Linked DNA regions of Homo sapiens: region 1 is linked to region 2. Evidence: chromatin loops called from intact Hi-C (ENCODE). Cell type or tissue: thyroid gland. All regions are shown on one strand. Links, peaks and the distances in the headings refer to the core of each region. The heading gives the core; the rest is flanking DNA.

The links. Hi-C counts contacts between places; a loop is a spot of excess contacts. Peaks named below come from ENCODE experiments on the same cell type or tissue, not always from the same donor. Only the 100,000 strongest peaks of a DNase experiment are listed, where the experiment ranks them.
Region 1: it touches region 2 in a loop (4-fold over the local background); 72 of 110 quality-filtered maps call a loop at or near these places.

The regions. Positions count from the first base shown.
Region 1 is chr15:74,626,659-74,642,127 of GRCh38, forward strand. EDC3 (enhancer of mRNA decapping 3) reads right to left here. Exons shown (of 7, transcript NM_025083.5): 5 at 13,808-13,961; 6 at 8,751-8,968; 7 at 3,900-6,288. The coding sequence ends at 5,954. It overlaps CLK3 (CDC like kinase 3), which reads left to right. Exons shown (of 13, transcript NM_001130028.2): 8 at 694-788; 9 at 881-1,010; 10 at 1,312-1,394; 11 at 1,946-2,025; 12 at 2,284-2,374; 13 at 3,049-3,543. The coding sequence ends at 3,225. Among named protein-coding and RNA genes, the nearest start is that of CLK3, 19 kb to the left of the region's middle. RefSeq lists enhancers at 2,667-3,167, 5,373-5,432, 5,493-5,642. In thyroid gland, for the core only: a CTCF peak has its summit at 8,670 (motif pointing right); a DNase peak (open chromatin) is centred at 8,712.
Region 2 is chr15:74,957,113-74,972,581 of GRCh38, forward strand. No RefSeq gene overlaps it. Among named protein-coding and RNA genes, the nearest start is that of RPP25, 8.1 kb to the left of the region's middle. RefSeq lists enhancers at 1-277, 1,272-1,828. In thyroid gland, for the core only: a CTCF peak has its summit at 1,547; DNase peaks (open chromatin) are centred at 399, 1,329 and 1,579; H3K4me3 peaks cover 2,267 bases; H3K27ac peaks cover 2,256 bases.

The DNA of each region.
Region 1 (15,469 bases), core at 7,218-9,717, 320 kb before region 2:
GGCCTGGAGCCTGTTAACGGGCTGAGAATTGGCTCCAGTGGAGTAGACTGCCACTGGGGAGTGGTGGGCCACATAGTTGTGAGGGTCTTGAGTGCCAGATGGGATCCTTGAGCTGAAAAGTGACTACTAGCAAGAAGCCACTGTCAGAAGGGGCTGGAGGGGAAAGGCTTGCCTGCTTATGACTAGCAATGAGAGGCGGGGCTGTCTTCCTGGGTATGCGACCTGTGCACTCAGTCGCACAGGACCCTGTGCTTGATTTAATGTCCTTTTGCCACCACCTTAATATTCTTAGTAACTTGAACAGGGGACCTGCATTTTCATTTTGCAAAGGGCCCTGCAAATTATGTAGCTGGTGCAGGGAAGAGGGAACCACCTCGAGGCTGTTGCTGTAGCTCTGCTGAGAGACAGGTGAGGAGGCCTGGTCTCTGCAGAGGAGAGGTGGAGGGAGGTTTTTCGAATGGCAAATTTCTTTCCTACCCCCCTGCTAAAGTATCAGAACCCTCCAAGGCCTCAAGTACAGAGAACCCTTGAGAGGGAGGCCAGCACAGAGGCAGGCTGTAGTCCAGCTCCCTGCTGAGGTGGGGGTGTGAGGACCTCTGGCAGTTGCTGGCATTGGAAGAGGGGTCTGGCCTAGAGCTGGCAGGAGAGCCAGCTTCTCAGTGCCTACTTCCCCTTCTTTCCCTGCTACCTTAGTTCTGCATGAGAATCAGCTGACCCATACAGACTTGAAACCAGAGAACATCCTGTTTGTGAATTCTGAGTTTGAAACCCTCTACAATGAGCACAAGGTATTGGTGGGGGTAAGGGTGAGGCCCTGTTTCAGGGGTGGGTTACCCGCTGGTGCAGACTCCTGACCTGGCAGGCCTGCCTTGCCTTTCAGAGCTGTGAGGAGAAGTCAGTGAAGAACACCAGCATCCGAGTGGCTGACTTTGGCAGTGCCACATTTGACCATGAGCACCACACCACCATTGTGGCCACCCGTCACTATCGCCCGCCTGAGGTGATCCTTGGTGAGTGACTGTATGGCCTGTGACCTTGTCATACTGGACTGTTGTTGGGAGGGTATGAGCAGAGGCAGTGGCATGCCTGTCATTCTCTGCCACCCAGGGCAGGCAGAGTTTCTCAGACCAAGGGGCCAGTGTCATGAGACACAGGTGACTGACCTGGCTTTATCTGTCAGCCTTACTGAGAGAGGGCCTCGTACTGGGATTTGGGCAAGAGTCCTGCCAGCCGGTGTGGTGGCTGCCTTGTGACTTCCAGGCTGGAAGCATAAGGCCGGATCTCACAGCCTCTCCCCATCTTGGCTTGCAGAGCTGGGCTGGGCACAGCCCTGTGACGTCTGGAGCATTGGCTGCATTCTCTTTGAGTACTACCGGGGCTTCACACTCTTCCAGGTACAGCCACCCTGCATTGGTCCCCTACCCTGAGTACTGCTACTGTGATAGGCTGCAGGCCACTGGGGTGGGAAGCCCCACATGGATGAGAAGACAGGTGTCTTCCTCCTCCCACTAATCATCATGTGAGATTCAGACCCTTTAAGGATGTAGATGCTAAAGGGAAGGCAGAGGTCAGGGTAGCTGGAACACTCAGAGGAGTCTTATGCTAGGCCATCGAGGATGGAGGATGGGGTAGGAGGTGACCTGACCTTCTAGATAAGGGGCACAGATGACTAAAGGCATCGGGATGGGCTGGGACAGGGCATGTTCTGGGCAGGGAGTGAAGAGCTAACCAGAGAGAAATGTAGTCACAGCCCAGTCCACCTCCACCCACAAGGGCTGAGGAGCCTAGGCACAGGCTGGCAGGAGAAGCTGGGGCTGCCGCTTCATTGGTAGGTTTGCATGTCCTGGGGCAGTGAGGGCACTTGCCCATCTTTCTTGTTCCTTTTTCTCCTTGAAGGGGCCAGAGCTAGTACTGACCCCCTTGCACTGTCCCTAATCTTCCACAGACCCACGAAAACCGAGAGCACCTGGTGATGATGGAGAAGATCCTAGGGCCCATCCCATCACACATGATCCACCGTACCAGGTAAGGACCCCAGTAGCCCCCTCAGGGTTGGTATAGAGGCCTTTCTCTTCTTGGCTGTGGGTCAGCAGGGTACTGGATGTGGTGAGTCTTTGCTGGACAGTCCATGGTTCCGCAGGCTCCTAAAAGCCTTCCCTGTGTGCCCCTGCAGACCTGTTGCCCTGGTTCTGCTGCTGTCTTGGGAGCTGCTCTTCCCCACCTCCCACCAGAGGCTTGTCCCCTTACTACTCCCACACTTGACTCCACCCCCTTAATTTTCAGGAAGCAGAAATATTTCTACAAAGGGGGCCTAGTTTGGGATGAGAACAGCTCTGACGGCCGGTATGTGAAGGAGAACTGCAAACCTCTGAAGGTCAGTTTCTGGCTACCCCCAGCTGAACTCATGCCAAGGAGAGACCCCAGGCACTGGGCAGACATACAGCAGAGACAGGCCAGGCCGCTAAAGGCTGCCTCCTTGATCCAGCTCTATGGGAGGCGGCACCCAAGACTGCTGGGTGCTGGCAATGGGGCTTCTTGCAAACTGCCCCAGAGGGGCCCTTAGCCCTACCCCTTCCCCATAGGGTGGCTATGAATGTAATTGGGGAACACCAGAAGAGCCAGATGTCAGAAGCCCTGCTGCTTCCTGTCCCTCTCTCTCCTCGAAATTTTGGGAAGAACTAGGCAGGACTGAGGTGAGGGGGAGGGAAGACCTAGACATGGCCAGGAAGCCTCTGTCAACTGCATTTGGTGCTCGGACAAGTGAATTTCGCAGAGGTGATCTCTACCCACCTGTCAGGACTTTGCATGTGGGGGCAGAGGCATCAACCCAGCAAGACACCTAGTAGCCTGGCAAGTTCCGAGCAAAACGTTAAACAGGCATGAAAGGAAAGGAGCTGCTCATTGTCCAGGAGGGCGGAAGTAGAGTCCTCCAAGGAGGCATCACTGCCTCCTCGATCCAGTCCAGCAAGGCGTCCCAGAGGCAAGGGGACCTGCTGTGGCTTCCCACGACCCTGCCGTCACACTGAGGCACCTTGTGTCCCTGAGCAGAGTTACATGCTCCAAGACTCCCTGGAGCACGTGCAGCTGTTTGACCTGATGAGGAGGATGTTAGAATTTGACCCTGCCCAGCGCATCACACTGGCCGAGGCCCTGCTGCACCCCTTCTTTGCTGGCCTGACCCCTGAGGAGCGGTCCTTCCACACCAGCCGCAACCCAAGCAGATGACAGGCACAGGCCACCGCATGAGGAGATGGAGGGCGGGACTGGGCCGCCCAGCCCCTTGACTCCAGCCTCGACCGCCAGGCCCCAGGCCAGAGCCACCCAATGAACAGTGCAATGTGAAGGAAGGCAGGAGCCTGCAGGGGAGCAGACTTGGTGCCCAGCTGCCAGAAAGCACAGATTTGACCCAAGCTATTTATATGTTATAAAGTTATAATAAAGTGTTTCTTACTGTTTGTAACCCCTGGTACCAGTGTGTCCATCTCCAGGCTCCTTGCCTTCCCCTTACCTGACCTTATTAATAAAGTCTTTCTTAGCAGTTCAGCTTGTGGAGAGCTAAGTGTGAACTGGGCCAGGCACAGAAGAGCTAGGCAGGGGTAAGACCAGAATTGGGGACATCCTCTGGGCCCAGGCTGCTGAGCAGTCCTAGATGGCACCTCTGCCCTGCTGGCTTCTGTACCTCTCAGCCCCAGAGAACCTAAGGGAATCAGCCCACCGTGGCTAGCCAGGTGGGGTCTGGTTTTCCACAGCCTGCCAGTCCCATTACTGGCCAGGACTTTAGGCTGTATGTGCCCAACAACTATGGCCTGCTGAGGGCAGGAGACGAGTGGGGCGGGTTCCTAGGCTGGGACAGACAGCACCTCATGACAGCCTACAGAGCAAGTCACACGGCACAGGACTCAGTCAGTCATTCAGCTTTATTTCAGTGCTGGTTTTTGGTTCCCTAAGAGCTGCATGAGTGCTAGGCTTCACCACGTGACTGGGGGCCCCTTGGGAACTGGGTACTATGGGCAGGATGCCCCTGAAAAGAACTGAAGACAGAGGAATCATACTTCTCTTTAATACCTCTGGGGAAGGCCCAGGCTAAGGATGAGGGCAGGGACCAGTCCCAGTGCCCCCTGGGGAGAGAAGAGGGAGAAGCTTGGGCACAAACTCCCAGTGGCCCTGCAAGGCTATCATCCCTGGATCTTGCTGGAGTGGACAGTCTTCTGGGCCAGGGTTGTTCTAGCTTGTTTCTCACTGTACCTAATCAGGGGGCCTAACTGCATTAACAGGCAGCCAGAACCTACCTACCAAAAAGCCTGTAACCTAGACTGCTCCTCAGATTTTGGCCAAGAGAGGGCCCCGGCTTGGGAGCTGCTTGGCCCTGAGAGTGAGCAGAGGCTCAGAGAATACACAGCACAAGGGTTACAGTCCCTGGCCTCTTCCCATCGCTGGAGACAATTTAAGACTGAAGGGAAGATGAGAGGAGGGGCCAGCCCTCTACCCTGGCTCATCTGCTTCTGGCTATGTTCCTACAAGGGAAGTGATAACAGCCTGAAACCCGTGGTACCAGGGCCTACCCTATGTCCACAATCCTTGGTGAGCCCTTCTGTCCACCCATCCACCCGCTCAGCCAGCCTGGGCAGACACAGAGCAGAAGCAGCCTGAAGCCCTGAAGCAGGCTTAAACACAAGTCCTTGACAGGAATCCCTGCCAGGATTCCAGGCATAGATCCTGTTCTACCAGCCTCCAGGGCCTAGAGCTTGGCACCTTAGGATTTGAGCATCAGTGTGTTCCTATGGTTGGAACCCACACCAGCTAGCTCATCCAGAACTAGCCTCATTTTGCCATCTTTGAGACAGGGTGCTGGCCCCAAGCCTACTCATCTAGACTGGACAAATGTAAAAGGTTCAAAGCCCAGATGATGTAAGAGCTGGGGTGGAGCTCAAGCACGGGAGCCCATCTGCCTGCTCTGGGATGACAGCTGCAAAGGACCGTTTCAGGGGAAGGGCAGAGGGGATGAAAGAGTAGGTGGGGCATGTATGTGCGGGCAAAGGGCTGGAGGAGTGGTGGCCTAGGACAGAAGCACCAGGAAGCCTCTTCTGGTTCAGCACCAGGCTCCCCCAGGGATATCCCCATCTGAGGGGTCTGGCCCCAGACTAGGCAAAGGCTCAACCTGCTCAGCTTTGAGGGTGGGGGCGGGCACTGCTGGCAAGATGGGCACTGTGGTTCTACAGTAATATAACCTTATACTACCTGTGCTGAAGACGACAGAACAACATAAAATCCCAATACAGTAACACCATCCTAATGCCGCCCCCTTCCCTACCTCTGAGTGATGGAGGGAAAAGGAGGGAGAGATCCTTGGAAAAATCAGCATAAAACTTGGATCAGCTCAGGAGTAAGGGTCAAAACCCCCCAAATCAACTTGTGGGGCTAGGGGAAGGCCTGGTCTGTCACAGCCCTGGACATGAATGGAGAGTGCAGGTCTGCCCTCTGGTGGACAGCTGCCGTGCAGCTGGTTCTACAGAGGAAGGGCTGTCTGCGTGGGGAAAGCAGGGGAGACACAAAGCCACAAGCTCTGAAATAGAGCAGGTACAGGCCCCCAGACAGGACCTGGCCCACTCTTCAATGTGTGTGCCCAGGCCCAGTGGCTGTAAACCTGAAACACAGTCTTGAGAGCTGCCTACGGCTGTAAACAAAGGCCCACCTGGCCGTGCAGGGGGCTGAGGGTAGAGATGCCTGGAGTTGCTGCACGCTCAGCCTGCCACCCAGCCCGGAACCCAGTGGGAAAGACTTCCCTGGCTAAGAGCAAGTGACAGGTCAGTTTTAAGTAAGTTCTGTTCTCTCACAGAAGAAACAAACCCAAAAGAGAAAAAACTTTAACAAGGTCCATGAAGCTTCATATCCTTAAGGCGTTTGTTATCAGGAGCAGCAGGGGACAGCAGAGTCCTGCCTGCGCAGGAACCCTCTAAGCAGAGTGCAGTGGGATAACAAACTTGCAGCCAAAGGGCGAGTGGTAGTTGATGCCCACCTCCTGGAAGACCTGCTGGGGAATGCCAATGTCGCACAAATAGATACGGCCTGCGTGCTCCCCCAGTGGCAGAGGCAGGCCCAGTGCCAGTGACCATTTGGCATCAATGCCCTGTTCGACTTCATGCACAGGAGGGTCTATGCTGAGTACTGGTGCCCGGTTCTGGTTGGCCCAGGCCACAGCTGCCTTGTACCAGGGTTGATCGCGCAGGAAGACGTTCTCAGGGCAATCCAGGCAGTTGATGACCAGGTCCACAGGGCTAGTGGGCAGATCTGCAGGTGGAAAGAGTGCCATCTGAAAGTCCCTATGAGCAGAGAGCAGCCCAGGCTGGGACTAGGGCCCAGGTCACCCCAAGGGTGTCTTTGTTTTCCAGACACCACTCGAATGCCTCTCCAAAGGCTGGCCTTCTTAAAGCTGGGCCAGGGCACAGGCCCTAGGAGTTGCAAGCTGGCTGGGCTGAGTGCTAGAGACCAAGTGCATGTCAGCCCAGCAGACCACTGCCCTCCTGGAGTTCTCAGGATGAACCATTGTCGTCCTGAGTGTGCAGAGCTTCTCAGGGCACAAAGCCCTCACCTCCTCTGCCTTCTCAGGCATGCCTCTGTATATCCAACTAATGCCCTGGGCACCTTATGACCTCTGGGAAGGCAGAGTCCACTGTCAAGGTGGCCATCACAGGGAAACCCCACTCAGGTCCAGCAAAAACAGGAGCTGACTGCTATCTGCTGACCCAAGAAGGGTGAGCAGGTGAGAGCATGCTTATTCTATTCCAGCTGGCCTACTCATTCTACTCTAGCAAGCCTGTCCCCTCTCGTACTCATTATCTCACAGGAATGGGTCCTCCACTCAGCCCAACCTTAATTAAGAATTAAGAGGGAACCTATTACTATTCTCCCAGGCTCCTCTGCTCTAACCAGGCTTCTGGGACAGTATTAGAAAAGGATGTCTCAACAAGTATGTAGATCCTGTACTGGCCTAAGAAGTTAAACTGAGAATAGCATAAATCAGACCAAACTTAATGGTCGTTGAGACTTGTGTCCTGGAGCAGCTGGGATAGGAAAACTTTTGGGCAGCAAGAGGAAGAACTGCCTGGAAGGGGGCATCATGTTAAAAATTACAAGGGGAACCCACACCAGGCCCCCTTCCCAGCTCTCAGCCTAGAGTATTAGCATTTCTCAGCTAGAGACTCACAACTTCCTTGCTTAGAATGTGCCACCGGGGGGAGTCCCTGTGGGTGATGAGGCTCTCAAGAGTGAGAGTGGCATCCTATCTTCTGTGTGCCCACAGGAGCCTGGCCCGAGACTTAGCAGGTGAAGTTTCTGGTCCAGGCTTTGCCCTTGACTCACTATGTGACCTCTGGTGGAGTCCCTTCTCTGGGCCATATTTGCTCTCTCCAATTCTTCTCCCTGCTGTTCTCATTTAAACCCATTCCAGTCAGACTCTGTCCCTACCACTCCACTTAAGACCACTCATCAAGCTCACCAGGAGCCTCCACAGAGATGCTAAATCCAGTGGTCGATTCTGTCTTCCTTTGACCTTAACCTAGAACGGGGCTTGCTGACACACTGACCACATGCTCCTTTCTTCACTTGGCTTTCAGCTACCATACTCTCCTGGTTTTCTTCCTCCCTCACTGACCATTCCTGTCCCATCTCCTTGGTTAGGCTCTTTACTCCCTGACTTCTAAATAAAGAGCTCAGTTTTCCAACTTCTGTATCTACTCTCTTCCTATGTGACAGCATATCCAGGCTCCTCATGGCTTAAATATTCCCTATGGCTTGTAACTCTAGGCTGAATCCTTTCACTTCAGATTCATATAACTCGTTCCCTATCAACATTTCCACCTGCATATCCAATAGGTGTCTCAAGCTGAGCTTCTGCTGTTCCTCCCCAAACCTTCTCTATCAAGTTTTCCCATCTCAGTGATCGCACCTCAGTTACTGAGGCCAAAAACTTTGGAGCCATTGCCAACTCTTCTCTTTCTCCCACCCCCCATACATCCAGTCTGTGGATTCTATCTCCAAAACTGATTTAGAAACTAACTACCTTCACCACCTCTGGCACTACCACTCTTGTCTTAGCCACCATAATCTCTCTCTCCCATGATCACAACAGCATCTTGACACTTCTCTGTACTCCTCTGTGTAGTCTACTCTCAAACAGCACCCAGAATGATCATCTGGAACCTAAATTTGATTATATCATTTCTCTACTTATTCCTTCAATGACTGCCCATCTCACCAGAGTAAAAGCCCAAATCCTTGTGGTCATCCCCAAGGCCCATCATGACCTGACCCTGAAATGTCCAAGTCTCCTACTCTCCACCCAGTCCTCCAACATGCCTCCTTTCCCTGCTTTGTTTTTATCCACATCACTTACTACAACTACACAAGTATGTTACATGTCTTTTTGTTCCTCCTAACCAGAATATAAGCTCCACAGAAGAATGGATTTAAAAAAATCTGTTGCCATATCCCTAGCATCAGGAAGAGTGCCTGTTCAACGAATATTTGTGGAATGGACCAATGGGTCCCCAGCTCTTCATGTGAGTAGTTGGAGAGGGAGAAGCATAAGGGGATGGGAAGTAGTATATTACTGTTCTAAGACTCCTTAGAGGCGAAGCACCATCCTTACACACGTAGTGCCTTTCCACCTGTCGCCACTGGGTGGCATGACGAGACCATCAAACTGCTAAGGAGGGAGGAGGCCTTCAGCCCAGCCCTGCCTAAGTGCTCACCTTTGAGGCTAGACACTTGTTGGCCTTGGGTCTTGCTGAAGAGCGACAGCTCATTGGTGATAGATTCCAACATCTTGACAAAATTGGGCAGGAAAAGGATGACCTGGACATCATGGTTGGCTAGGTGCCTTCCACAGCTGATACCCTGAGCCCCCTTCACATGAGGTCCACACAGTAGAGCCACTGTAGGCCTCTGGTGAACATTTTTGGGATTCAACCTGGAAAAGAAGGTGAAGAAGCAGTATCAGCTACATACTTGCCAATCCCTTGCACCCTATACCAGACAATTGCCTGTAGCACCTATTGGTCTCAGATCTCTTACCCACTGCTCACCAAGTCCCAGGCTCCAGAGGGGGACAAAATCCACTGCAGGCCAGGTCTATAGGGTGGCACTCCTGTTGTCCCAAACCCCAACCTCACATCATTGCTGGGTCCTCCCACTAAGTGGTTCACCCAGATCTTGCTCCACACAACACTGTTGCCACAACACCGCTTTGCTGACCCATGAACACTTAATAGTTCCTCTGCAGCCTTGTCTGCTCTTCTTCCCCAACGTGTCTGCTTCACTCCAGCAGGGCTGGTCTCATCCTCTCCTGCACTTGTAAGGCTCTTTCCTGCTTATGCTCAAACTACATCCCCTGCCCAGAAAGCCTTTCACTTTCCAAACTCTGAACCGCCTTTTCTTGGAGATCCAGTTCAAGACTTACCTCTGCTGGGATTACTCTGGCTCATGCCTTTACCTCTCCTCAACTCCTAATAAGCTCACAGCAAGTACCATAGCTCTCCATTCTCCTCAGTCAGTTGCCAATGGTTCTCTTTACTGAGCTTAGTAGCTTACTGAAGTTAATGAAAGCAATGCTGCAGGCATTAACAGTATCTATTTCATAGGATGCTGTGCAGATTATCGGATGCCCAGCACTTAGCAGTGCCTAACACAAAGAAGGTAAGGTACTCAGTCAGTGCTGACCATGGCGGAGGCAGCAGGCCAAGGGTTACCTGGCCTCCTAGGCTAGCAGCTGCCTTGGATGAAGTTGTCACTTCCAGTTTTCTGCTATTCAAAGCTGAGACTCCTCTAGACTCAGAGAAGCCACAAATAAGGAGATAAAGAGGATTAGCCCCAGAGCTGTGCCCAACTCATAGGCAGCACAGTTGGCTCACGGGGCAGCAATGTAGGGAGGAGATGGACGGCAAGGCCATAGGTCCCTGCCTAGTGGCAGAGCAATGATAGTCACTTACCGGTTTCCCAAAGGGAGGAAGATGACAAGATGTTGTCAAGCTAAGAGGAGCTTCATAACTGCCCCCATTCCCAAACACATTTTGGAGAATTTAACAATCTACTCTATATTCCAGACACCAAACCATTCGCCTTCCCATTTCTGCATTTAGAGGAAATATGATGAGAATTGCTCCCTTCAGAGGATGCTGCAGAGTTGTGGAATCTGACTCACTTTGTTCTCTAAAAGGGTTCTTCCTCTCAGGGAGAACCTCTCCCACCCCCAATCAAAAGAAGCAGAGCATGGCATTCACACACCCAGCGGCAAGGTGTAGAGTATATGGGCACTGGAAATGGACCTATGTGGATTAGAGGCCTGGCTGGACTGTGTACCAGCAGTATCATGTGGGCAAGTCCCTCAGCTCTCTGAGCCACAGTGTGCTTATCCAAAAACACAGGGCTATTATTTAGCTTTGAGGTGAAGTTATGAGGACCACATTAAATTATGTTGTGAAAGCACTGTGGAACACTGCATGGCACCTGACATACATTAAACTTCAAGATTACTAACCACGGGTCTGATTTCTCAACATCAGCAACTGCTACAAAGGACAGGAGATGGACCTTTGGATAGTTCAGACACTAAGAGAAAAGACTGGCACAAGGACAGCCAGCCCCAAGAAGCTGGCTAGAGAGGAGTGTGATTTGGTAAGGACATTCAGCTCCTGCTCCAAAACTAATGTTTCTGGGAAGCCACTTAATGGTCTCAAAGTGCCCCCAACAGTGGCTCTGGGAGGAGGTGCAGGAGACACCAGACACACGGGCCTGATGCTCTTTCAGAGGGCACCTCACACTACCCCCTCCTGTAGGCATTTCCCTGGCTCTTCCCTGGCACAGGAGAGCCCAAGGATCTAACAGCTAGGAAGCAGGCCTAAATCAAAGAAAAAGGAAAAACTAACACTCCAACCCCCAACTCAAATAGGATGAGGGAGGTGGAAATCTTACATCTGGCTTGGAGTAAGCCTGCTTGAATTAAGATCACTTCAGAATCAGGAGATGCCTTCCATCCAAACACATTATCAGGCCCAGAGAATGAAAATAGGCTGGAGTGAGGAGCTACAGGATTTATCTGCAATATCAGTTTTCTGGCAAGCACTCCCAAACACCATGGCTGGAAGCACAAGCCAAGGACCAGGTTCCATTTTGCAAATAGGGAAGGGGCCCTGTGGGAAGCAACATCCTATCATGTGAGGCTTTGGATCTGTGAGTGCTGCTCAGGGAAAGGAGGCTTTCCTTGCCCCAGTGAACCCAGATCTGCCCTGCTCTTTGGAAGTGGCCTCCCCACTCCAGACACCACTCTCCCACAAGGTTGCCTACATCCTCCTCTTTACCGAAAAATCCAACAGGCACTTGTCAACTCTAATTTTGATTGATCTCTCAGCACTACCATTGCCGGCCGTTCCTTTTTTCTTCAAAGACTATTTCCTTGGTTCTTACACGCTACCCTCTTGGTTTCTTACCTCTCCTGCCTTCTTCTTCATCCTTCTAACTGTGCCTTACATGCCGACGTTCCCCAGAATCCCACCCTAGGCCCTTTCTGTTCACACCTTCTCCTTATATGATCTCATCTACTCTTACACCATCTACAAGCTGACAACTCCTAAATCTCTAGCATCAGCTAAGACCCTTTTCTGAACTTCAGATCTTTTTTTTTTTTTTTTTTTTTTTTGAGATGGAGTCTTGCTCTTGTTGCCCAGGCTGGAGTGCAGTGGTGTGATCTCAGCTCACTGCAACCTCCTCCTCCCAGATTCAAGCATTTCTCTTGCCTCAGCCTCCTGAGTAGCTGGGACTACAGGCACCTGCCACCATGCCTGGCTAATTTTTATATTTTTAGTAGAGACAGGGTTTCGCCATGTTGGCCAGGCTGGTTTTGACCTCCTGACCTCAAGTGATCTGCCCGCCTTGGCCTCCCGAAGTATAGGGATTACAGGTGTGAGTCACTGCGCCTGGCCTAAGTTTCAGATCCTTATAGCTAAGAGACTATTTGGATATCTCACAGGTATTCCAAACTCAACACATCCAAAACAAAACCCACCATCTCTCCCAAACCTGCTCTTCTTCCCATGTTTCCTATCACAGTGAATGTAACCACCATCCAATCAGATGTCCAGGCTAGAAAACTTGAAGTTCACTGATTTCTGACATTATACTTTCCATTACCTCTAAAATCCATTCAATTACCTTGCCCTGCTGAATTTACCTTAAAAACAACAACAACAACAACAACAACAACAACACCCATCTGTCCACTTCTCTTTCTAAGAGACAAAAAAAAAAAAAAGAGACAGACAAAGTCTCACTACGTTGCCCAGGCTGGCCTCGAACTCCTGGGCTCAAGCAGTCCTCCCACTGCAGCCTCTGGAGTAACTGGGATTATAGGCATGCCTCACCAAACCTGGTTTGTCCACTTTTCTGATCCCTGCTTCCCTAGTTGGGCCACCATCACTTGGGCCCTGGCTCAGTTTTCTAAGTTTTGCAGTTTTCTACCTGATCTCACTGCCTTCAGTCTTGCCTCCATTGAATTGACTGTCCTCATTGTAGCTAAAAATCATCTTTTTAAAACACAAGACTAACTATGTCATAGCTCTACTGAAATGTCTTCAGCAGCTCCCTACCACTCAGCTGTACTGAGGCCCTACTTTCCAGCCACATAGTGACTTACGGATTGCCAACAACCATGTGCCATGGTCTCTCGATTCTCTCTGCCCTTGGCACATGCTACTCCCTGTACTTAGAATACCTTCTTCTTGGCCAGGTGCAATGGCTCACACCTGTAATCCCAGCACTTTGGGAGGCAGAGGCACGCAGATTACCTGAGGCCAAGAGTTTGGGACCAGCCTGGACAACATGGCGAAACCCTGTCTCTACCAGAAACACAAAAAATTAGCTGTGCATGGTGGCACATGCCTGCAGTCTCAGCTACTTCATGAGGCTGAGGTGGGAGAATTGCTCAAGCTCAGGAGGTGGAAGTTGCAGTGAGCTGAGATTGTGCCACTGTGCTCCAGCCTGGGTGACAGAGTGAGAACCTGTCTCAAAAAAAAAAAAAAAAAGAATGCCTTCTTCTTTCTTGCTTGCCCCTGTTAATCACCACTTGTTCGTCAGGGCTCAGCTTGGATGCCACTGCTCCAGAAGGGTGACTGGTTTCTCCAGCCTGGGGCAATAATATGGCTTACTGGAGAATTTTGTTTCCTCTACTACAGCACTATACTTTCTAGAGACCTCATTGGGCTACTAGAGGAAAGGCACAGTATTTTATTCTTCGTGTCCCCGGTGTCTAGCAGAAGGTCTGGCACCTGGTATCAGTCTGTCTACAAATAAAATAAGGCACTGCCCTTGATATATGAGCATAAGGGGCAGGTGGGAAGGTGCCAAACTCCAGCTCCCCTACTCAGTTGTCAGTGTGGTTCTGGAAGCTCTCAGGTATGGAGACTGATTTGCATCCCAGCCACGTAAAGTAAATGATGAGTGCCAAAGGCCAGGTCTCCGAAGGTTCCTAGAAGGAAGGCTTCTGATAGTTAGCAGGAGTCTCAGGCCCGATGGCTGCTATCAGGAGAGAGTCAAAAGGCAGCTTGCCAGAAGAATAATGAGGACATCTAGGAGATGGGTCTGAGGAGGGGCAAAGAAACCTCACAGCATCCAGGAAAGTGACTTCAGAGAGACACTCCCATCAGATGAGCAGAAACTGCCTAATGAACTCGTATGTGTGTATGGGAGGCACTGTGGTGGTGGCCAGGCAGAGCATCCTTACTCCACATTGAGTCCCTGCCAGTTTATAGACATTTACCTGTTAGGTCCTCCGAGGAGGGTCAGTGCCATCTGACTGGCACACACACCTGTCATCTCCAGTCTCCGCTCAAGGGTCAGCCCATGCTTCTCAGCCACGGACAACAGCTTTTTATGCAGCTCATAGGAAATACTTGGGACAACCAGGCCAGAGTCTGCAGTTCAAAAGGAGAAGAGAAAGGGAAAGTGACTACAGAAACCAAGTCCAAACCGGGTATACTCTATCCAAGATTCTGCAAATGCCAACATTTTACCATGGATCACCCCTGGCCCATCCTCTTCATCTTCCGGGACTAAGGCACGCTCTGCAGCTCTGCAGAGCTCAAGTAGTGACTGGTGAACCAAGTAACAACTTGTTCCAGGTCACCACAGAGTGGGGACAAACTTAAGCTCCCTTAGCAATTTAGCTTTAGACCACAAAGGCCAAATCTACCAGGATATATTTAGTGCTATCGAGACCAGCACACAGCCTGTAACAGCAACCTATCAGGCACATGAGAAGAGAACATGATTTTCCCAAAGTGGGGGAAATGCCATCTTGGGCAGCGGGGCTTCCTCACAAGCAGGCCCCTTGTCCTTCCTGAGAAGTGGAACAGACACTAGCTAACCCTAATGGCCCTCTGGTCCCTGCTGTTCTCCTCAACTGTAGGGCAGGAGGACTTGTTCCATCTGCTTCCCTCTTCCTCTTCCTTCTCTCTTCTATTTACCCCTTCCTTTTTGATTAAGAAACTTAGCTAGCAAAGTTGTTTTCTCAAATAATTTATCATTTTCTCCCCATCTGAGTTGGGTGTAACCCAGTACTCACGAAACAGGGAAGCAGTACAAGTTAAGTAAGCTATGGCTGGCTTTAAAAAAGGGTAACTTTTATAAAAGTTGGGGAGAATTAGTCACTGAAAGTACACTGTGGAAAATACTTGGTTTTTCAAGGCTCAAAGCCAACATCTACAGCAGCTGGTGTATGTGAAGAAGTCTATAGTATTATTATATGCACCAGTGTCAACATACCAGGAAAGAAACAGCAAACCCAAAAATTTGGATCTGCAATGGACAGCTCTTACCTTGACAACCAAGGTATTGCTCCCTCCAAGAAGCCAATGCCATCTTACAAATGCCAAAGCCACTGGGCTAACCAGCAGACCCTTTCCCAAAGAGCCCCACTTGGCTTCACCGGCCAGTGGACCAACCAACGCAGATTCCAATCAGCAAGCCACTGTGGGACTGCACGTCACTCACTTTGTCCAGCTAGATCAGGTACCTTTTTAGATCCTGTGTCCTCAATTATACTGGACTGTCAACTGCCTGAGGTAAGGAAATTAATCTTTTACTTCTTCAGCCTTCGCCTTCTCAACTTGTTCCAGCTACACTTATCAACGGAGTTGAGTTCTTATCAGGTCCTCAGACATATAAATGATGCAAACCTAGTGCCATTTCTGGTCTGGCCTAACTCTAAGGTAGAAGAGTTAGGGAATAAAAGTTAATAAAAGTTTTCAGTACATTTATCTCCTTCCATTGTTCCAGAGCCTTGTCTAGAAAAATCTGTTTTCTTCACTGGTCCTGTCGGGAGAAATCTCTTGAGGTTATCTATCAGGTCCAGTCCTACCTGCATATTCCTAAAGCCACAGAGAATGAGGCTATAGCTTCATGTTTTAACAACAGGAAACCA
Region 2 (15,469 bases), core at 312-2,811:
CAGGGAGAGATTTCCAAGAGGCTTGCTGGGGCCTTGCCCCTCCTCCCCCGCCCCGGGGAACACCCCCACCTTTTTTCCGCTCCCAAGTATTCTTGCCTCAAGGACAGCTAGTGCGCGGTCAGCAGAGTGCGGGAGGAGCTGGCTGCGGCTCCACTCCGCGCCTCCCCGCGGGCGATTACGTCGCGGCGTGGTCCTCGCGGGGCGCGGAAGACCCAGACTTCAGCCTCGCCACGCCTGCCCGGAGCTCGAGGCTCCCGGACCCCCGTCCACCCCTGGGACGTGAGGAGTGAGGCTTTGGGCCAGGCTGTTCCCCGAGGCGCGTGGGGAAGCGGGCGTGACCTCTTCTGAAAAGGCGGTAGGCTCGCTCCACCCAGGCCCTAGAGCCCACCCTTAGAGCTGCGCGCTTTAGGGTGAGCCAGGCACGATGCCTTGCCAACGTGGCCGCCCCCTTCCTCCCAGGCGGAATTCGCTCAGGCAACATTGGCCCCTTGAGATCCAGTGGGGTCCTTTTCGAAAGGAGGCTAGGTGAACGCAGGTTTTAAAAAAGAGAAGGGAGGGGCCGGGCGCGGTGTCTCACGCTTTTAATCCCAGCACTTTGGGAGGCAGAGGTGGGCGGATTACTTGACGTCAGGAGTTCGAGACCAGCCTGGTCAACATGGTGAAACCCCGTCTCCATTAAACGTACAAAAATCAGCTCGGCGTTGTGGCACGCTCCTGTAATCCTAGCTGCTCGGGAGGCTGAGGCAGGACAAGCGCTTGAACCCGGGAGCTGAAGGCTGCAGTGAGCCGAGATCATGCCACTGCACTCCAGCCGGGGCGACAGAGCAAAGCTCTGTCTCGAAAAATGAATAAATTAATTAATTAAATAAAATACAAAAGAGAAGGGAGGGATACCCCATTCTCCAGGATGTGATTATTATGCATTGCATGCCTGTATCAAAACGTCTCATGTACCCTCTAAATATAGACACCTATTGTATACCCACAAAAATTAAAAAGACTTAAAAAAAAATAAAAGAGAGAAAGAAGGGAGGAAGATGGGGAGTTGAAGCCCTGGGGGCATTATGGAACTACTGGATGCCTCTCCGGCGGAAACTCCACGGGACCGAAAGAGAGGCCCGGGGTCTCCTGCCGGGTGAGAGAAGCATTAGAGAAAGATGAGATTGGGGGCTGTCAGGACTACTGATGGAAGGGAGGGGGTCTGAGAAGGGGCCCGACCCTCCCTAAAACTGCTCTCGGGATTCCCCCGTCCTCCTTCCACCCGCCCTACGCAGTCAGGACTGAGAGAGGGCGGCAGATCTGGTCCTAGCCAGGGGACTGTGACGGGGCGTGGCGGGGAGGGACACAGAGAGCTGGGGCGGGCGGGCCACCGGGAAAGTGCTGGGGGCATGACAGTGCCTTGGATTGCTGGGCCTCAGTTGGAGATGGGGCTGCCAGATGCTGTTCTCCCTCCTCCCGCTGTTCTCGCCCTCTGGGCATCTGCAGCAGCTCTCAGTCCCTGCTGTTCAAAACCAGGGTTTACTTCCTTGTCACTTCTTGGGAGCGGCCCTCGGTCCCTGCTGTTCAGAACCGGGATTTACCCTCTTACCACTTCCTGGGAGTGGCTGCGGCGACTGGACCTTGGCACCGCAATGTGTGAATGGCTGACCCCCTCCCCGTCTCCTGGTGGGATCAGGAACCCTCGGGGTATGCTCCGAACCGGGACTTCGGTCTCGGTCCAGTCTCCATGGGCCCCACACAGCGGTGGGGGCTGGAGGCACAGCAGCCTTGGGAAGAAACAAAGACTGTCCGCAGCGCGTAGCGGGGCGTGGAGAACCGAGGGCTGTGTAAGGTCAGGCCCTGAGAAAAAGCCCCCGAAAGGCTGGAAGTTACGTTGGAACGGGCTGGTTGTGGAAGGAGCGAGCTCTCCGTCCCCGGGAGTATGCAAGTTTGGGCTGCACGATCACTTGGAAGGGATTGGGCGGAGTTCTGTCATTTGGAGAAAGGGTCCTGGGAGCTTCAGGTTTGTGTAGGGCGAGGACGGGGCGGTTCTGCGTCCGGCCAGGTTGGCCCTCGAGGACCCAGCCGTCCCCAACCTCCTAAACTGCTGTCGGATGTAGAAGACTCGCATTCACTGCTCTCCACAGTCGGTGAAGGGAGAACGCCGAAAAGGGCCGCATTCCCTCCTGCCGGTCCCCTCCCCTTCCCGCGCTCCCTCTGCAGCACTTAAAATGTAAATGTACATCGTGATTAGCCGCGGGGTCGCTAATTACAGCTGAAGCCATTCATTACACTGTCAGCGCGCGTCGCAGCCCGCCGGCTGTGCGCTCCCTCCTAGCCGTGAAGGGGTGTAGGGGGTGGGGGCGGGAGATGCGGGGAGTGAGGGAGGAAGGATGGGGTGCTGTGAATTAGGGTAATGTGGCAGGCCTGGAGGAAGCTGGAGTGGGAGAGAGCGGGCAGCGAGCGGGGAAAACAGGGTGGGCGGTGAAGGACGGGGCGGGGTGGCGAGGAGAGAGGAGAAACGCGAGAGGCAGGAAGGAATTGGGGCATGAAGTAGTGAGGACACAGGGAAAGGGGCTGTATGAGGGGGGAAACAGCGTAGGGGACAGGGCGAAGGGAGAAAAAGCTGAGAAGAGGGTGGGAACCCCAGGGTGGGGCCAGAGTCAGAGGAGGGGAGCACAGGGCTCAACTTCAGAAAGGCTGGTAAATTTTAAAGTAGAGCATCAGTGGTGCACACCACACAATGGTTAGAAAAGTGGAGTCAGTGAAGACGTTGTGTTAAAGGAGCTGGGTGCCAGCCATACACAGAGTAGGGGGGCATTTATTTCCGTGTGTGTTTATAGATGTAAATGTATTTTTAAAATATCTGCAAGAAAACAGCACACTGACCTCTTGTTACCGCATGAAGTTTTCATTACCTTCTTTAAGAAAAGGACAATTAAATATGAATACAGAGTCTTGGAGCAGCTTGCATAAATGAGCTACTGACCCTGAAGCTTCAGCTTCTATTAGCTTCTTTCTGCCTCTGTGTGACCTTGGACAATTTACTTAACCCATTTGCTTTGGCTTTGTCATCTGTAAAATGGGGCTAATTATAGTAATCTACCTCACAGAGTGATTATGAGACACAGCCGTCTTGGAACCTTGGCTGCTAAGTTCTCAGGAAATGTTGGCTGTTATTATTTTTCATATATTATTTGTGAATTTAAAAAAATTGTAAAGGGATTGGGGGAAAGAAAACTGGTGAAAAGGAAAAGAAATTGGGAAAGACTCAGAAATAATAGCAGTTTTCACTCACAGTGAACTGGTGAGTGGCAAGCTAGACTCCTTTCACCCTGGGAGGAGGTGTTGGGGTAGCTGGGCTAGAGGCCAAGCCTAGCCAATACATATCTGTTAAGGTTCCCTGGGACCTTTCCAGCAGCACACCCTACTTCCTGTGGACAAATCTCTCATGTTCACACTGGAGGGGGATCGCTGGTACAGCCCCTCTCCTCTGTCTCTTGTTGCAGGAGGAGGATGAGGAGCTCTTAAAACCCCTGATCCTAGTCCCAGCCTCTTTGGGCAGGGTCTTGGGAGCATGCAAGTAGAGTCAGGAATTAGAAAGTTAGCAGGGCCAGGCCGGGCGCAGTCGCTCACTCCTGTAATCCCAGCACTTTGGGAGGCAGAGGCGGGCGGATCACGAGGTCAGGAGATCGAGACCATCCTGGCTAACACAGTGAAACCCTGTCTCTACTAAAAATACAAAAAATTAGCTGGGCGTGGTGGTGGGCGCCTGTAGTCCCTGCTACTCGGGAGGCTGAGGCAGGAGAATGGCCTGAACCCGGGAGGCGGAGCTTACAGTGAGCCGAGATTGTGCCACTGCACCCCAGCCTGGGCGACAGAGCGAGACTCCGTCTCAAAAACAAAACAAAACAAAAACAACAACAACAAAAAAGAAAATTAGCAGGGCCAGAGGGAACTCAGATTTAGCAGGCACCCACCGAGTGCCCAGCATTGGGTCAGATGTGTTTAATCTCCACACTCTTCTTTCCAGGAAGGTATCATCATTGTTTGACAGATGTGAAACTGAGACCCAGAGAGGTTAAATAACTTGCCTTATGTACCACAGCTAGAAAGAAGCAACCACAGATGTTTGAACTCAGAGTTCTGACTCCCTTTACTATCTCAGCCGAATGTATGAGAAAAATAAACTTTTAAGTGACTCAAACTGCCCAAAGGGGTTAGCTTTGGGAGATGAGGGTGTTCCATAGTGGAAAAGATGTGTTGGTGATCTGTTGCTGCATAAAAATTACCCCACAGCTCAGCAGCTTAAAACAGCAAACATTTGGCCAGGTGCAGTGGCTCCAGGAAGTTTAGACTGCAGTAAGCTGTGATTGTACCACTGCATTCCAGCCTGGGCAACAGAGCGAGACACTGTCTCAAAACAAACAAACAAAAAAAAACCCAACAACAATCATTTATTATTGTGAGATCACACAATTTCTGAGGGTCAGAAATCCAAGAACAGCTTGAAGAGGTCTCATCTAGCTCAGGGTCTGTCATGAGGCTGCAGTCAAGATGTCAGCTGGGCATGGAGGATCTACTCCCAAACTTACTTCACATATCTGTTGGTCAGAGGCCTCTGTTTCTCCACTGGTCTGATCATGACCTGGCAGCTGGCTTCCCCTAGAGCAAGTGATCAGAAAGAGACAAAGAAAGAGAGGGACAGAGAAAATAAGCAGGAAGCTGCAGTGCCTGTTATGGGCCAGCCTCCTCTGAAGTTGCACGCCATCATTTCCAGTTTATTATATTAGTTGGAAGGTAGCCCAGCCTACATTCAAAAGGAGGGGTTTCAGACTTCATTTCCTGAAGGGAAGGGTATCAAAGAACTGTAGGCATTTCAAAAATCACAACAGAGCCGGGCGCGGTGGCTCACGCCTGTAATCCCAGAACTTTGGGAGGCTAAGGCGGGTGGATCACAAGGTCAGGAGATCGAGACCATCCTGGCTAACACAGTGAAACCCGGTCTGTACTAAAAATATAAAAAATTAGCCGGGCATGGTGGTGAGTGCCTGTAGTCCCAGCTATTTGGGAGGCTGAGGCAGGAGAATCGCAGGAACCCGGAAGGCAGAGGTTGCAGTGAGCCGAGATTGCGCCACTGCACTTTAGCCTGGGTGACAGAATGAGACTCCGTCTCAAAAAAAAAAAATCGCAACAGAAGGCGAGTGTTTGGGAGGCAAATTTAGGAGGAGACGGAAGAAGGAATCAACATATTGAAGCAAACACGTGGAAAGAACACTGACCTTGAATCAGGAGAGCTAGGTTTATTTCCCGGCATACAGCAAGCACTTAATAGATGTTTAAGTGAATGCATGATTGACAATTTTTCTGAGATTGTTTTCACAGACGTAACAGCAGTTACCACCCCACATGCTCTCCTGAGGATTGAGTGGGATTATGGGTATCAGAGCTCTCTGTAAATGTAATAGTGCTGGTTGATGATGCCTGGAAGTGAATGTGGTCTGGGAGACAGGGAGAGGGCTCTGCCATACAAGAGCCTCTGCCCAGGCCAGGCATCTCTTCTGTCAGACTGAGTCCCAGGCCCTGGGGTAGTGCTCTGATTCCAGCTCTCCTTCTCAGCTCTCTATCTCACCCTCGGTCCAACCTCCTCACCATGGCTCAGCTCTAGGTATTGCTTTTCTCCTTCAGCCAGTCAGGACAGGACCCAGGAGACTTACCATTGGCCAAGCCTCTTGCCTGCAGGCCACTCTACCTCTTGTGCTGGCTCTGGCCCCACAGATGGGGAATGGGGGTTTGCATTGCAGACCCAGTGAGTGATGCCATTTGAGGACAAGAACCATTAATCTTGCATGAAATTCAATTGCTCTCCTAGCAGATAGGCCAAGTCACCGGAGTCCTGAGAGGAAGAGGGGTGTGTGGGGCCTAGAATGAATGAGGAGTGGTGTCTGTGGAAGGGGAAAGGAGAGGAGAGGCAAAAGCATCCATGGGACCTCCTTCTCGTTCTCCTTAAGACGGGATGCTGCCAGTAGTTCCCCTATCTTCCTTCCAGACTCTAGAGGCAAGTGCAGCGAAAAGCCACTCACCTGGGCAACATTAGTGTTCCCAGGAGAGCTCCTATTCCTGAAAGACTTCCCAAGAGCCTGCTGTGATGCCCAGAATCCTCCATTATTGCTTCCCCCCTTAGGATCAGTTTTGTCCTCTGAAGATAAGGTCCCTCCAAAATGGGAATTGGTCAAAACAAAATAATCCGGATGCTTGAGAACGTTGGGATGGGAGGAAGATATAGAGCTGATAAAGTGAGGAATCATTATCAATTACAGCTGACATTTAGTTAGCACGTACTATGTGCCAGACACTATCCTAAGCACTTTACATGTACAAACTCATCACATACAACAAGCACTATGAGGTAGCTGCTACCCACTTCATACGTAAATTAGAGCCAGATCCAGAGACAGATGGTCTGGCTCCAGTGTCTGCTCTTAACCATGGCACTAGACCATTGCAGGAGGAAGGGAAGGCAGGGCAGAAAGCCACCAGCTATCAAGACCTCCCTGGCTATCCATAATGAAGGGCACAGCACTCCAGGGCGTGTTCTGCTTTGCATTTGCCTGGTGTGGAAGGCATCAGGGCTGGTCCTTCTCCAGCACTGACCTGGGGCAGAGATAGGGAGCTTGGTTGGGTCTGCTTCCCTAGAAATATATCATATGCCCTTCAGGGTGCACTGAAGTTTGTCTGTTTTTGAGACGGAGTTTCGCTCTGTCACCAGGCTGGAGTGCAGTGGTGTGATCTCTGCTCACTGCAACCTCCACCTCCTGGGTTCAAGTGATTCTTCTGCCTCAGCCTCCTCAGTAGCTGGGACAACAGGCGCATGCCACCACGCCCAGCTAATTTTTGTATTTTCAGTAGAGATGGGGTTTCACCATGTTGGCCAGGATGGTCTCCATCTCTTGATCTCGTGATCCACCTGCCTCGGCCTCCCAAAGTGCTGGGATTACAGGTGTGAGCCACTTCGCCCGACCGAGGTTTTTGTTTACAACTCAGAAAATGCTTGCCCATCTGACACCCAGAAGCAGCTAATGGGGTGGTTACGAGTTTGGACTCTAGAGCTCCACTGCCTGTGTTGGAATCCCAGGTCTGCCACTTACCAGCTGTGCCCTTGGTCAAGCTATGGAACGTCTCTGTGCCTCGATTTCTTTCCCTGTGAAATAGAAACAATGACAATAGTACTTATCTCTTAGAATTGGCTCAGGTTAGGCCGGGCGTGGTGGTTTATGCCTGTAATCCCAGCAATTCGGGAGGCCGAGGCGGACAGATCACTTGAGGTCAGAAGTTTGAGACGGGTCTGGCCAACATGGTGAAACCCCATCTCTACTAAAAATATAAAAATTAGCTGGGCATGATGGCGCACACCTGTAATCCCAGCTACTCCGGAGGCTGAGGCAGCAGAATCGCTTAAACCTGGGAGGCAGAGTTTGCAGTGAGCCGAGATTGGGCCACTACACTCCAGAGCGAGTGTAGTGTCACCTGGGTGACAGAGCGAGACAGAGCACAAACAAAACAAAACAAAAAACCGAAAAACAAAAAACAAAAAAATGATTGTCTTAGGTTATACCCCAGTACTTCCATGGAGTTGTCACCCCAGATTTCAGAGATAGGCTAAATCCCTTGTCTATAGATTCAGCTACTGAGCATTAAAGCTTGTAGGGAAACCCGTGGTGGTGGGGGGATGGGGTAAAAAAACACAGGGAGGCAGAAGGGGGATGTTGACTTCCATGTGGCAGCCAGCACTGCTGGGCCTCAGCTGTTCATTGACAGGCAGGACTGCAGGCCCAGTGGTTTTATTTTGATTGTGTGTGATTGAACATTTTCTGCTTCATTTCAATGAGAGTTGTCTGTGTCAGCTTTTCTGAATGTTACATAGATAGAACCCTTCTTCCTTCACATCCGGTTGAGTCAGGCTCATGACAAACAATGTAATTTCCTTGCTGTAGAGTCCCCTAGGGTCTGGAGTACTGGGAAGAAGCCAGGAAATTGTTCCCTTTTTCCTGGGTCGCCTCTCTTCCTGACAGTTGTTCCTTTCCCACCTTCCCATGGTGGTGAGAGTGGAAACAGCATTTTTCACATGCTACCCTTGATACCTCCATCCCCCAGCCTGCCAGCCTGGAACAGAGCCCCCAAATCAAGCTGGATGAATTGGGGTTCCTCTCAATTCCAGGAGACACTTAGTCAAATTCCCTTTATGGCCACGAGGATAATTACAACCAGATAATTGTCTTCCTTCTCTTGAACGAACGATGAAGTAAATCAAGTGTGCCTGCCTTCTACTCTGAAGTAAATCACAAAGCACCCTGTATGTATTCTCCCAGAAGATAAATTTTATACATTTCAACAAGGAAAGAGAACATATTTTGTTTGCAAAATTCCTGGGAGAACTCTCTATCTCTCTCTGCCCAGAAATTATGTGTACCTGCTGATGAATGACCTGCCTGATGAACCTGCCTTGGGAAAGATAATAGAGTTATGATTGGATGTCACCAGCTCTCATCATTTCTGCTGTGGGAGAAGTCACAGGAGCAGGCAGAACTCTTCCCTCTGATGAAGCAGTTGTCTTCTTGTAACCACAGATCTTCTTCGTTCACTGGGGTTGTGGGCACACCTTTAAGATTCTGCCCTGCGCCGGGCGCGGTGGCTCACGCCTGTAATCCCAGCACTTTGGGAGGCCGAGGCGGGTGGATCACGAGGTCAGGAGATCAAGACCATCCTGGCTAACATGGTGAAACCCCGTCTCTACTAAAAGCACAAAAAATTAGCCGGGCCTGGTGGCGGGCGCCTGTAGTCCCAGTTGCTCAGGAGGCTGAGGCAGAAGAATGGCGTGAACCCGGGAGGCGGAGCTTGCAGTGAGCCGAGATCACGCCACTGTACTCCAGCCTGGGCGACAGAGCCAGATTCCGTCTCAAAAAAAAAAAAAAAAGAAAAGAAAAAGATTCTGCCCTGAAGTCCAAGTGAGCTACACAGGTCCAGTGTTTTCAAAAAAGAAGTCCCCAAACTCATGTTTTTATGTGACAGTTTCAGGTTTTTATTTTTTATTTTTTTATGTTTAATTGTTTTTAGACAGAGTCTCACTCTGTTGCCCAGGCTGGAGGGCAGTGGCACGACCTTGGCTCACTGCAACCTCTCCGCCTCCTGGGTTCAGGCGATTCTCCTGCCTCAGCCTCCCGAGTAGCTGGGACTACAGGCTTATGCCACCACGCCCTGCTGATTTTTGTGTTTTTAGTAAAGATGCGGTTTCACCAGGATGGTCTCCATCTCTTGACCTTGTGATCCGCCCACCTCGGCCTCCCAAAGTGCTGGGATTACAGGAGTGAGCCACTGCGCCCAGCCTATTTTTTATTTTTAAATTTCTTTTAGAGACAAGGTCTCATTTTGTTGACCAGAGCTGGAGTGCACTGGTGCAGTCATAGCTCACTGCAGACCTGAACCCCTGGGCTCAAGGGATTCGCAGGCACATGCCATGTGGGCCAGTTTCAGGTTTTTAAATGTTGTCGACTGTTTCAGTTATCTATTGCTGAGTAACAAATCACCTTAAAATCACAAATCACCAGGCCAGGCGCGGTGGCTCACGCCTGCAATCCCAGCACTTTGGGAGGCTGAGGCGGGCGGATCACGAGGTCAGGAGATTGAGACCATCCTGGCTAACACGGTGAAACCCCGTCTCTACTAAAAATACAAAAAATTAGCCGGGCGTGGTGGTGGCCGGTGCCTGTAGTCCCAGCTACTCAGGAGGCTGAGGCAGGAGAATGGTGTGAACCCAGGAGGCGGAGCTTGCAGTGAGTGGAGATTGCGCCATTGCCCTCCAGCCTGGGCAACACAGCGAGACTCCCATCACACACACACACACACAAAAATCACACATCCCCTTAATTAGTGGCTAAAATAGCAATGATGTATTATTTATGTTTTTTTACTATTATATATTTTTTAAAAATAGAGATGGGCTGGGTGCAGTGGCTCACGCCTATAATCCCAGCACTTTGGGAGGCCGAGGAGGGTAGATCTCCTAAGGTCAGGAGTTCTAGACCAGCCTGGTCAACATAGTGGACCCTGTCTCTACTAAAAACACAAAATTAGCCAGGCATGGTGGTGGGCACCTGTAATCCCAGCTACTCGGGAGGCTGAGGCAGGAGAATTGCTTGAACCCAGGAGGCGGAAGTTCCAGTGAGCTGAGATCAGTGTAGCCTGGGCAGCAGAGCAAGACTCCATCTCACACAAAAAAAAGAGATGGGGTCTCACTATGTTGCCCAGGCTGGTCTTGAACTCCTGGGCTCAAGTGATCTGCTCACCTATGCCTCCCAAAGGGCTGAGATTATAGGCATGACGCACCATGTCCAGCCAATGATGTATTATTTCTAATGACTTCGTTTTGGCTGGGTTCAGCTGGGCAGTTAGTTCTTCTGCTCCACTTAATACTGGCTGTGGTCACTCACATGGCTTCATTCAGCTGGGAGCTTGACAGAGGTCAGAACACTCAAGATGGCTTCATTCATAAGTCTAGTGCCTCTGCTGGGGTGGCTGGAAGGCTGGGGGTGTTGGCTGGGCCTCTCTTTTCATGGACTCTAGCCTAAGCTTCTTTCTTGAGTGGCTTGATCCCAAAACAGTGAAAATGGGAGCTGTCAGGCTTTGTAAGGCCTAGACCTAGATGTCACACATTATCATGTCCTCTACATTCCATTGGTCAAACCAAGATACATGTCTAGACCAGATTCAAGGGATAAGGAAATAAACTGTACCTCTTGGTGAAAGGCCTGACATGTATATACAGGAATGGGAGGAACTGTTGACAGCCATCTCTGCAGACAATCTACCACATGAACTAACTCATGTGTTTTTGTTTTTTGTTTTTGAGATGGAGTCTCGCCCTGTCGCCTAGGTTGGAGTGCAATGGCACGATCTCGGCTCACTGCAACCTCCGCCTCCCAGGTTCAAGCGATTCTTCTTCCTCAGCCTCCCAAGGAGCTGAGATTGCAGGTGCCCGCCACCACGCCTGGCTAATTTTTTTTTTTTTTTTTTTTTTTTTTTTTTTTGAGACGGAGTCTCGCTCTGTCGCCCAGGCTGGAGTGCAGTGGTGGAGTCTTGGCTCACTGCAAGCTCCGCCTCCTGGGTTCACGCCATTCTCCTGCCTCAGCCTCCAGAGTAGCTGGAACTACAGGTGCCTGCCACCACGCCTGGCTAATTTTTTTTTGTATTTTTAGTAGAGATGGGGTTTCATCATGTTGGCCAGGCTGGTCTCAAACGCCTGACCTTGTGATCTGCTGGCCTCAGCCTCCCAAAGTGCTGGGATTACAGGCGTGAGACACTGCGCCTGGCCTAGCTCATGCTTTTAAATAACGTATCTGTAGCTCAGTTTAGCCCAAGGTTGCAACTTCCTTTTTTTTTTTTTTTGAGACAGAGTATCTCTCTGTCGCCAGCCTGGAGTGCAGTGACCTGATCTCAGCTCACTGCAACTTCCATCTCCTGGGTTCAAGCAATTCCCTGCCTCAGCCTCCCAAGTAGCTAGGATTACAGGCGCCCACCACCATGCCTGGCTAATTTTTGTATATATATATTTTTTAGTAGAGACGGGGTTTCACCATCTTGGCCAGGCTAGTCTTGAACTCCTGACCTTGTGATCCACCTGCCTCAGCCTCCCAAAGTGCTGGGATTACAGGCGTGAGCCACCACACCCAGCCTCCTTTTATTTTTTTAATTTAAATTTTATTTTTTTGAGACAGAATCTTGCTGTGACGCCCAGGCTGGAGTGTAGTGGAGCAATCAGGGCTCACTGCAAACTCTGCCTCCTGAGTTCAAGCAATTCTCCTGTCTCAGCCTCCCGAGTAACTGGGATTGCAAGTGCCCACCACCACACCAGCTAATTTTTTGTATTTTTTGTATTTTTTTTTTTTTTAGTAGAGTAGGGGTTTTACCATGTTGGCCAGGCTGGTCTCGAACTCCTGACCTCAGGAGATTTGCCCGCCTCGGCCTCCCAAAGTGCTGGGATTACAGGTGTGAGCCACCGTGCCCGGCCATGCCCAACTAATTTTTGTGTTTTGTTTGTAGAGACGGGGTTTTGCCATGTTGACCAGTCTGGTCACAAACTCCTGGCCTCAAGTGATCCACCCGCCTCAGCCTCCCAAAGTGTTGGGATTACAGGCATGAGTAACCATGCCCAGCACAACTTTTTTTTTTTTTTTTTAAGACAAGGTCTCACTGCTGTCACCCAGGCAGGTGTGCAGTGGCACTATCACAGCTCATTGCAGACTCAACCTCTCAGGCTCAGGTGATCCTCCCACCTCATTTTTAGATTTTTTTTTTTTTTTTTTGTAGGGATGGGGTCTTACTATGTTGCCCAGGCTGGTCTGGAACTCCTGGGCTCAAGCAATACTCCTGCCTCGGTCTCTTAAAGTGTTGGGATTACAGGCGTGAGCCACTGCTCTGGGCCAAGGTTGCAACTTCTACTTGAAACTTTCAGGGAATTCACCTGGAAATGCAGGGGCTTTTTTTTTTTTTTTTTTTTTTTTTTTTTTTTTGAGACAGAGTCTCACTTTGCTGCCCAGGCTGGAGTGCGGTGGTGCGATCTTGGCTCACTGAAACCTCTGCCTCCCAGGTTCAAGCGATTCTCCTGCCTCAGCCTCCCAAGTAGCTGGGACTATAGGTGTGCACCACCATGCCTGGCTAATTTTGTATTTTTAGTAGAGACGAGGTTTCACCATGTTGGCCAGGCTGGTCTCGACCTCTTGACCTCAGGTGATCCTACTTTGGGATTGTTTCCACCCATCAGCCTGAATCCCAAAGCTGCCTAGTTCCTAACCTGAAGGGAAGAAGGCCAGGTGATTGGCTGGGTGCAGTGACTCACACTTGTAATCCCAGCACTTTGGGAGGCCAAGGCAGGCGGATCACCTGAGGTCAGGAGTTCGAGACCAGCCTGGCCAACATGGCGAAACCCCCCATCTCTACTAATAATAATAAAAAAAATTAGCCAGAAAAGAAGACCAGGTGATTAATGAGATCTCTTTATTTTATTTTTAGAGGGAGTCTCACTTTGTCACCCAGGCTGGAGTGCAGTGGTGCAATCTCGGCTCACTGCAACCTCTGCCTCCTGGGTTCAACTGATTCTTCTGCCACAGCCTCCCTAGTAGCTGGGATTACAGGCACATGCCACCACAGCCTTTTAGTAGAGACAGGGTTTCCCCATGTTGGCCAGGCTGGTCTCAAACTTCTGACCTCAAGTGATCTGCCCTCCTCGGCCTCCCAAAGTGCTGGGAATACAGGCGTGAGCACCGCGCCTGGCCTATTTTATTTTATTTTATTTTTTTGAGACAGAGTCTTGCTCAGTTGCCCAGGCTGGAGTACAGTGGCATGATCTCAGCTCACTGCAACCTCCCTGGTTCAAGCAATTCCCCTGCCTCAGCTTCCCAAGTAGCTGGGATTACGGGCACATGCCGCCACGCGTGGCTACCTTTTTTGTATTTTTAGTAGAGACAGGGTTTCACCATGTTGGCCAGACTGGTCTTGAACTCCTGACCTCAAGTGATCTGCCCTCCTCTGCCTCCCAAAGTGCTGGGATTACAGGCGTGACCCACTACGCCCCGCCCATTTTATTTTTTGGAGACAGAGTCTCACTCTGTTGCCCACGCTGATGTGCAGTGGCACAATCATAGCTCACTGCAGCCTTGATTGCCTGGGCTCAAGGGATCCTCCTGACTCAGCCTCCTGAGTAACTGGGACTACAAATATGAGCCACCATGCTGGCTAATTTTTGAATTTTTTTGTAGAGACAGGGGCTTGCTATGTTGCCCAGGCTGGTATCGAACTTTTGGCCTCAAGTGATTCTCCCACCTTGGCCTCCTAAAGCTCTGGAATTATAGCTGTGAGGCACTGTGCTTGGTCTGAAATCTCTTTTATTTATTTATTTATTTATTATTTTTTTGAGACAGAGTCTTGCTCTGTTGCCCAGGCTGGAGTGCAGTGGTACAATCTCAGCTCACCGCAACCTCCGCTTCCTGGGTTCAAGTGATTCTGCTGCCTCAGCCCCCTGAGTAGCTGGGATTACAGGCGTGTGCCACCACGTCCAGCTGGCTTATTTTTGTATTTTTGGTAGAGACGGGGTTTCACCATGTTGGCCAGGCTAGTCTCGAACTCCTGACCTCAGGTGATCTGCCCACCTTGGCCTCCCAAAGTGATGGGATTACTGGCGTGACCCACCACACCTGGCCCTGAGATCTCTTTTTTTTTTTTTTTTTTTGAGACGGAGTCTCGCTCTGTTGCCCAGGCTGAAGTGCAGTGGCACCATCTCGGCTCACTGCAAGCTCAACCTCCCGGGTTCACGCCATTCTCCTGCCTCAGCCTCCCTAGTAGCTGGGACTACAGGCACCCGCCACCACACCCAGCTAAATTTTTTTGTATTTTCTTAGTAGAGACGGTTTCACCGTGTTAGCCAGGATGGTCTCGATCTCCTGACCTTGTGATCCGCCTGCCTCGGCCTCCCAAAGTTCTAGGATTACAGGTGTGAGCCACAGCGCCCGGCCCCTAAGATCTCTTTTAATATCCTGTAGTGCTCACCAGCTTTGACTTTAGCCTGAGGAGTCATTGCAGGATTTTAATCAGGCCTATCTTGATTAGATTAGTACTTTAGAATGTTCACATAGGATGCTAAGAGGCCTTTGTTCCAGTTAGCAACCGCTGCGTAACAAATTATCAGAAATCTAGTTGTGTAAAACATTTATTTATTTATTTATTTATTTATTTATTTATTGAGACAGAGGTTCACTCTTGTTGCGCAGGCTGGAGTGCAATGACACGATCTCGGCTCACTGCAACCTCCACCTCCCGGGTTCAAGCAATTCTCCTGCCTCGGCTTCCCATGTAGCTGGGATTACAGGTCTGTGCCAGAACGCCTGGTTAATTTTTTTGTATTTTTGGTAGAAATGGGGTTTCACTATGTTGGCCAGGCTGGTCTCAAGCTCCTGACCTCAGGTGATCCACCCACCTCGGCCTCCCAAGTGCTGGGATTACAGGTGTGAGCCACCACACCTGGCCAAAACAATTATTTATTATGCTCACAGATTCTGTGGGTCAGGAATTTAGGCAGGGCACATTGGAGATGGCTTTGTTTCTTCTCCATAATGTCTGAGGTTTCAGCTTGAATGCTGAGGCTGAATTAATGGCAAAACCTTATCTCTAAAAAAAATAAAAGTTAAAAAAATTTTAAAAAATGACCACAGCAATGGTCCCAAGTGCTAGGATTACAGCTGTGAGCCACCACACTCAGCCTATTATTATTATTATTTTTTTTTATTATTATTATTTTTTAATGATTTAATGCTGGGCATAGTAGCTCATGCTTGCAATCCCAGCATTTGGGAGGCCAAAGTGGGCAGATTACTTGAGCTCAGTTTAAGACTAGCCTGAGCAACATGGTGAAGCCCCATCTCTATAAAAAATACAAAAACCA